2 separate regions of the Homo sapiens genome follow, and region 2 is linked to region 1. The links are chromatin contacts, found by Hi-C or POLR2A ChIA-PET in ENCODE. All regions are on one chromosome and are shown on one strand. Each heading gives the region's core, a stretch centred on a gene start or an enhancer-like site at or near the end of the contact. The rest is flanking DNA. Distances are from core to core; before and after follow the strand shown.

Region 1 (4,126 bases), core at 1,608-4,107:
CTGCAGAACCCACACCCGACCCACAGAACCCACACCCGACCCACAGAACCCACATCTGGCAGCAGAACCTCTTAATATTTTTTTTTTTTCTTTGAGATGGAGTCTGGCTCTGTCACCCAGGCTGGAGTGCAGTGGCGCGATCTCGGCTCACTGCAAGCTCTTCCTCCCGGGTTCACCCCATTCTCCTGCCTCAACCTCCCGAGTAGCTGTGAATACAGGCGTCCGCCACCACGCCCGACTAATTTTTTTGTATTTTTAGTAGAGACGGGGTTTCACCGTGTTAGCCAGGATGGTCTGGATCTCCTGACCTCGTGATCTGCCTGCCTCGGCCTCCCAAAGTGCTGGGATTACAGGCTTGAGCCACCGCACCCGGCCTCTTATTTTTTTTTTTGAGATGGAGTCTCACACTGTCACCTGGGCTGGAGTGCAGTGGAGCGATCTCGGCTCACTGCAACCTCCGCCTCCTGGGTTCAAGAGATTCTCCTGCCTCAGCCTCCCAAGTAGCTGGGATTACAGGTGCCCACCACCACGCCTGGCTAGTTTTTTGTATTTTTAGTAAAGATGGGGTTTCACCATGTTGGCCAGGCTGGTCTTGAACTCCTGACATCAGGTGATCCGCCCACCTTAGCCTCCCAAAGTGCTGGGATTACAGGCGTGAGCCACCATACCTGGCCAGCAAAACCTCTTTAACTTGTGTTCCATGGGCTCCTTTTCTGTGGGTCAAAATCCTCCTGGAACCCTACAATGCAGGCCCTACAGGGGTGGGTGGTAAGTCCAACAAACAGGATTTCATCTTCTGGAGCTCCTGGATTTCATCGTCCCATGGGCCACAGTGCAGCGACAGAACCTCCTCAGCTTTCTGTATTGTGCTCAGGGCTTCGGGTACTGCAAACCTGAGCCAAGGGAGGTAAGAGGAGTTAGTTCACTGATTTGTGAGGCAAATGTTAATTGAGGGCCTACTCACACACCGTGAAGAATGTAAGATCATTTCTGTCATCAAGGATCCTACAATCTAGAACAGTAAGTAAGACACTGTCACAAACACGCTGCAAAACAAAAGTGTGAGAAAACAGTTATAAAAGATAGTATAGACGCCAGGATCCTGAGAACACGAGGCAAATCTCAAAGCTTTTTTTTTTTTTTTTGAGACAAGAGTTTCACTCTTGTCGCCCAGGTATTTGTGCGACCTCGGCTCACTGCAACCTCCGCCTCCCGGGTTCAAGTGATTCTCCTGCCTCAACCTCCTGGGCAGCTGGATTACAGGCGTGAGCTACCACACCCGGCCTCAAAGTTTTCATCTGGTATTTACCACAGGTTTACATAGCAGTTTTCATTTTAGGGTGACCATCTTAGGGCTGACCTCTGACCTAACTCTGCAGCCCTTTTCTCTCTCTCTGACCAAACAGAATGTCTCTGTGTCTTGGGTACCAGGCCCACTCAGCACAGCCTTAGGTTGAAGCTTTAAGCACTTTCTCATAGCCACATACACCAAGGGCAGCTTTACCAGGGTTGGAGGTTCCACCCGGAAATCCTGAAATTGGGCCCTAAATGGTCTCAGTAGCAAAAGTGGATTTGGCATCAGCTCATCAGCGTGCTGTTCTTTCCTTTTAACCTTCAAAGTAGAACAGGGGATTTAAAACAAAAAACAAACAACAGCAGCAAAAAAGCAGGGTTTCTCGACCCTGACACTATTGACACTGTTGCTGGCTCCTTCTTTGCTGGGGTTGGTGGGGGGGGCACTGTCTTGTACCCGGGAGGATGCTTAGCAGCACCTCTGGCCTCTTTCGAATAGATGCCAGCAGCACCCCCCTTCCAAGTCATGACAATCCAAAATGTCTCCAGAGATCGCTTGAGCCCAGGAGTTGCAGGAAGCAGTGAGCTGTGACCGAGCCACTGTACTCCAGCCTGGGCAAGACAGCAAGACCCCTTCTCAAAAAAAAAAAAAAAAAAGTCTCCAGGCAATGCCACATGTTGTCTGGGGGTAAAATCAGCCCTGGTTCAAGCAAACGCTTTAAAAGGAAGAGGATGCAGAGTAGGGAGAAGGCAGAGAGCCTGGAGCTGAGAGTGCTGGGAATGAGACAGCCAAAGGGGCTGTGACGAACCAGAGAACAACCAGAAGGAGAGCTATACTGGAGGGTGGGTGGGGCTGCCTGGCCAAGTTCTCTCTGGGAAACTCACTTGAGATCTAAAAGCTTTCCCCATATCTCCCAGGAGGAAATTCTTTTTTTTTTTTTTTTTGAGATGGAGTCTCGCTCTGTCGCCCAGGCTACAGTGCAGTGGCGCGATCTTGGCTCACTGCAAGCTCCGCCTCCCAGGAGGAAATTCTAAAGCGTTATGTTTGTTAGCAAAACAGAAGGCAAAGATCTCTCCTAAAGAGGAAATAAAGAAGTTTCAACATGCTTTTAAAAACACCATAGAAAAAAAGTAATACCCAGAAGAGCCTAGGAAAGGAACAGTGTGTGCCCTGTGAAGTGGGAAAGGGACTCACCCGTTGAAAAAGATCTGGGCCAATTTGAAGAGCTCATGGCCCATTTCAACACTGGACGGCCCGTGGCGAACCTCCACCACGTAGAGACTCCTCTGTAGATGGGTGGCTGACTTTTGCCAGTCTCCTGTGAGAAGAGAAAAATCTTGTTCCAGAAAAGAACCACTGTCAACTGTGGATGCATATTTTCAGGGGGAGGAAATGGAACGAGAGGGGGAGCACCCTCAGTTTACAGAGCGGGGGGTAACCAGGCAGACAAGGCCGGGGCCACGGCGAAGTGCCCACAGCAGACTGTTCCCGACGCAGAACGTGAAGGCTCATGCTGTACCTAAGGCAGCACAGGCCCGGGCCAGGCCATCCGCGATCTCTCCCACCACGGCGTGCTCTGCCCACAGGAAGCTCTCGGCGTCACGCTGGCACCCCGACAGCCGCTGAACAGCTCGCTCTGTCAATGCAGAGGAAAGACGTCTCACTATAGACAGAAGCCCAGTCCTAGGAATGAGAATCCAGGTCTCAAATCCTCTGAATCAGCTGGGCTGAATGTGGAAATTCCCCCTGGCCTCCCTGGGTTGTCACCAACGCACAATGTCTGTTCCAATAAAGCTGCTGTTTTCTTCTGTTTTCTCTGTCAGTGGAGAAAGGCGCTAGGGGAGGCCTCCCCACATTTACACTGTATTTTCAACATTAACTTCCCAACTCGACCAACTCTACCTTTCACGTACGGCCATGATTTCTCTTGACCCTGAAATCTAAGCTAAAGGTCAACTTTCATAAAGCAGGGTAAATAAAAATCCCATGATGTCAAGCTCTAAGGCAGGGTTTTCAAGGGCAATGGGGAGCTCCGCAAGTCTCAGACAAAAGCAAGACACTCCTATCAGCTGGGCTCACGCCCCACTGCTCTCTAGCAGAGACTAGCTCTGAGGAGGGAAGAACCGCCCTTCTAGGAAGTTACATCACTAGGCCCTGGAATTAAAATAAATGACACTCAACTTCTGGAACTGCACACAGCTCACGGATGTCAGCGATGACCCGTTAGTTGGCAGGGGTACTTCAACTTAGCAATCAGATGCAGAAGAAAACAACAGCTGAAATCACCTGGCCCCTTTTCAAGGGCCCCACAGTAACAAAGCTGGTCAGGGTTTGGACTCACTGGCCTATATAGCCATCTTGTGGCTGGCATGGGGATAATTACATCCAATTCTCCCATCAGTACTGAGTATCCCTGAGTCCAAAACGGTATCAGAACAAATAAAAGGGAAGGGGCTGGAGGACCAAAGCAGGGAGCCAGTCTCACCTAGTTCACCATCTCTGAGAAGCTTCTGGGCCACTCTGACCTGCTGCTGTAGGTCCTGTAACCGAGAGACCAGGTGGTCCCTGCTGACGGCGGATTCTGCACAAGATCTGCTGCCACAGCGCAGCACGTCATCTCCCTGTGGAAGTCAGTTTTCTCTTTATTCCAATGCCAGGGTCAGTTATCAACACCGCCTGTGCTTACATTACAGGACTGCTCCATAGTTTCTTACCTCATGGGGGAAAGAGACTCCTGTAACAATACATCGTGACGAAAGTCTGAGCGAATTTTGTTTGATGGCGGCAATGGCGGCAATTCTAATGAAGTGTATCAGCAGTAGCTGATCCCAC
Region 2 (3,664 bases), core at 193-2,692, 99 kb before region 1:
TCTTATATCCACCAAGATGAGCTGTCAAAGCATCAATCCAAGACTGTGGGACAGGGAGAAGGGAAAAGGGCCAAATTCCAAATGAAATTATTTCAGGATGTTCCTTACCCCAAGTAAACCCTTTTGTCATGGCGGAACTTCCTGTTGGTCATGTCTCCATGGTCTCGAATGATCTTCCTGACATGTTCTGGGGGCATGTCTTCCTTCTGGGCATCCACAAACCCAAACTTCCGCTTTTCTGCATAGCGCTTGGCCTGCAATTGCTGCCATTTTCGAGCTGGAAAGGCACCTCAGTTTAAAGGCCTGCACACCCTCCCCCTAATCCTCTTCACCTCTTGCCCTAGGGTAAGCTCCTGTCAGTGAGTGTGAGGGAGAAGCAGGCACCAGCAGGAAGAAGCACCCCTTGCCAATTCCCTTACCATTTTACTCTGTTTTTCCTTTCATCACATTGATCACTATCTGACTTTTTTTTTTTTTTTTGAGAGGTTGTTTCACTCTGTCTCCCAGGCTGGAGTGCAATGGTGCGATGTCGGCTCACTGCAACCTCCGCCTCCTGGGTTCAAGCCATTCTCCTGCCTCAGCCTCCCCAGTAGCTGGGATTATAGACACGCGCCACCACACACGACTCATTTTTGTATTTTTCGTAGAGACGAGGTTTCACTGTGTTGGCCAGGCTGGTCTCGAACTCCTGACCTCAGGTGATCCGCCCGCCTGGGCCTCCCAAAGTGCTGGGATTACAACCGTGAGCCACCGCGCCCGGCCTGACATTTTTATTACAGAGCTTCAAGGTTTTGTTATTCTCTGTCTCTCCCGCTGTAATTTAAACCCCGTAAGGACAGGAATTTTGTCTCCGTCACTACTGTACCCCCGCTGGATCAGCGCTTGCAAATAATACGCGCTTAAAATGACTTGATGAAAAATTAACTGGAAATAACAAGGGAGCTGACACCTCAGGAGCTGCCCAAACGGGGAGGGTCCCCACCCGCCTGCGCGCGCGCACACCCGCCCCGCCTCCGGCCCGCGCGCCGCTCCACACTCTCGCCTCACCTTTCTCCTGCAGCTTCTCCTCCGACATGTAGTCCGGTAGCGGGGCTAGAGGGCCAGGCACCGGGTTACCCGGCCCTCGATAAGGAAACACTCCGGCCATATCCGGAGAATCTGGGGAGCGGCGGGATAGAAAAATTCACTAACCACAGGCCCGGGCCCACAAGAAGCGCAGCAGAAAGGCGTCCGGGGACCCCGGCCTGCAGTCCCGCCACACAGTGCATCCAGCCCCGCCCGGCCTAACCCCTTCGGTCACTCGGCCCGACCCGACCACGCCTCCCGCAGCCCGGCCTTAAACGCCTGCCACGCACCCCACAGGCCCTCACACAAGAGGCCGCTTTCCCCGCAGCGCAATGGCGGCCAGACTGCGTCCGCTCCGCGTTCCCAGCGCCGGGAAGTGCGCAACCCGAGTTCAGCAGTTGATCCAGTCGGCGCCGAGGTGCTCAGATGGATTAGTGAGACGACCAATTAGAGTTGCACACTGCGCCGAGGAGGCGGGCCCATAGGCGGAAAGGCTTTGAACGCAAGGGGGTGTGGTCGGGGTGAAGCCCCGCCTCCTCCATTTCCGAGGCTGTTTCTGGGGCCTCTGACAGACCTCAGCGTGTGATGGGCTCCCGGCGTCGCACTGTGAGAGAGCGAAGTCTAAAGGGTTTGAATAAATTTGCCAAGATTGCGCATTGTACGATGTCTGTTGTCATCAATGTGTACATGCAATGCAGTACTAGCTCCTGGACAGTCATTTGTTCATGCATTCATTCATTTAACCATCACTGTCTACCGAGGACGAGGGATAAAGCAGGAAAAAAGACAACCAGTAGAGTTCACAGGGGAGCAGAAAGGCAGGCAAGAATTAAGACCTTGGCCGGGCGCGGTGGCTCACGCCTGGAATCGCAGCACTTTGGGAGGCCGAGGCAGGCGGATCACTTAAAGCCAGAAGTTCGAGGCCAGCCTGGCCAACATGGTGAAACCCCGTCTCTACTAAAAATACAAACATTAGCCGGGCGTGGTGGCGGGCGCCTGTAGTCCCAGCTACTCGGGAGGCTGAGGCAGGAGAATCGCTTGACCCGGGAGGGGGAGGTTGCAGTGAGCCAAGATCGCGCCACTGCACTCCAGCCTGGGTGACAGAGCGAGACTCTGTCTCGGGGGAAAAAAAAAAGTCTGAAATTCTGTGGAGGGTGCAGAGGAATTGTAACCCATACAGCCCCTGAATCTAGTTGAGAATTTACAAATCAAAGTGAAATAATTAGAAAAAAATTCAAAGGATGTCAATGTGCTTTCAGAACGGTAAAAATTTAAAAAATATTCCTTTTGTTTTTTTGAGACAGGGTCTCACTCTGTTGCCCAGACTGGAGTGCAATGGCGCGATCTCAATTCATCACAACCTCCACCTCCCAGGATCAAGCAATTCTCCTGCCTCAGTCTCCAGAGTAGCTGGATTACAGGCACGCGCCACTACTGCCGGCTAAGTTTTGGATTTTTAGTAGAGACAGGGTTTCACTATGTTGGCCAGGCTGGTCTCAAACTCCTGACCTTACGAAATCCTCCTGCCTCGGCCCTCCCAAAGTGCTGGGATTACAGGCGTGAGCCCCCATGCCCGGCCTGAAATCTATTTTTTAATGCTGGGTGTTCTAAAGGTCCCTACAGTCAAAAAAGACAGAGGAGAATTGTTAAAGATTTGATGGAGATGGATGGATGTGAGGATTTCATAAAGGTAAATGGAGAGGAAGGAAAAAGGTAATCCCAAGTGGTAGAACTACTAGAAAGAGTTAAGAAAGAAGCCGGGCACCGTGACTCATACCTGTAATCCTAGCACGTTGGGAGGCAGCGGCGAGAGGATTGGTTAAACTCATGAGTTTAAGACTAGCCTGGGCAACATACTGAGACCCTCATCTCTACAAATAATAAAAATATTAACCAGGCATAGTGGTACATGCCTGTAGTCCCAGCTACTCGGGAGGCTGAGGTGGGAGGATCATGATGGCACCACTGCACTCCAGCCTGGGTGACAGAGCGAGGCTGGTTTCATAGAAAAAAAGTGGGGGTTTTGGTTTGTTTTTTGTTTTTTGAGGCAGAGTCTCACTCTGTTGCCAGGCTGGAGTGCAGTGTCACAATCTCGGCTCACTGCAACCTCTGCCTCCAGGATTCAAGCGATTCTCCTGCCTCAGCCTCCTGAGTAGCTGGGGTTACAGGCATGTGCCACCACACCCGGCTAATTTTGTATTTTTCGTAGAGATGGCGTTTCTCCATGTTTGTCAGGCTGGTCTCGAACTACTGAGCTCAAGTAATCTGCCTACCTCAGCCTCGCAAATTGCTGGGATTTCAGGCGTGAGCCACCGTGCCAGGCCAAAAAAGGTTTAGATATAGAAACTAACATGGCATGCTCTGAAAATAGGCACCATATCAATCTGGCTGTGCTAGAAAGTCCAACATCATCATTATCATCTTCATCATCATCATCGTCATGGTAGTGAAGTCCTTTCACCTGTGTAAGGTTCACTACGTGCCAGACATTGCTCTAAGCCCTGGTGAAATCCTACTATGGTCTGTAGTTTCATTAAGAGTATTGTGGCCGGGCGCGGTGGTTCACGCCTGTAATCCCAGCACTTTGGGAGGCCGAGGC

The links. A loop is a pair of places that touch in the nucleus more often than their neighbours do. ChIA-PET counts read pairs that join two places held with the same protein, here RNA polymerase II (POLR2A). Pooled maps may share reads with other maps.
Region 2: a map of B cell shows a loop between it and region 1 (11-fold over the local background). The contact joins the promoter of PRPF8 here to the enhancer-like site in region 1. A Hi-C loop is called at or near these places in 14 of 168 maps with a recorded cell type or tissue (B cell, CD14-positive monocyte, cardiac septum and 8 more), 7 of 37 single-sample maps with no recorded cell type and 11 of 50 pooled maps. POLR2A ChIA-PET finds 5 or more read pairs at or near these places in 10 of 52 experiments (AG04450, CD4-positive, alpha-beta T cell, H1 and 7 more).

Annotation. Positions count from the first base shown.
Region 1 is chr17:1,780,547-1,784,672 of GRCh38, forward strand. It overlaps SMYD4 (SET and MYND domain containing 4), which reads right to left. Exons shown (of 11, transcript NM_052928.3): 8 at 3,780-3,915; 9 at 2,814-2,930; 10 at 2,489-2,612; 11 at 1-893. The coding sequence ends at 740. Among named protein-coding and RNA genes, the nearest start is that of SERPINF1, 21 kb to the left of the region's middle. RefSeq lists an enhancer at 3,309-3,603. Within about 2 kb of position 2,858, at least 34 of the 41 ENCODE cell types and tissues checked have a DNase peak (open chromatin) inside an H3K27ac peak, as active enhancers do; they include B cell, CD14-positive monocyte, CD4-positive, alpha-beta T cell and 6 more, where a contact is called at or near this core.
Region 2 is chr17:1,683,425-1,687,088 of GRCh38, forward strand. PRPF8 (pre-mRNA processing factor 8) reads right to left here and starts at 1,443. Exons shown (of 43, transcript NM_006445.4): 1 at 1,356-1,443; 2 at 1,048-1,158; 3 at 109-277. The coding sequence starts at 1,147.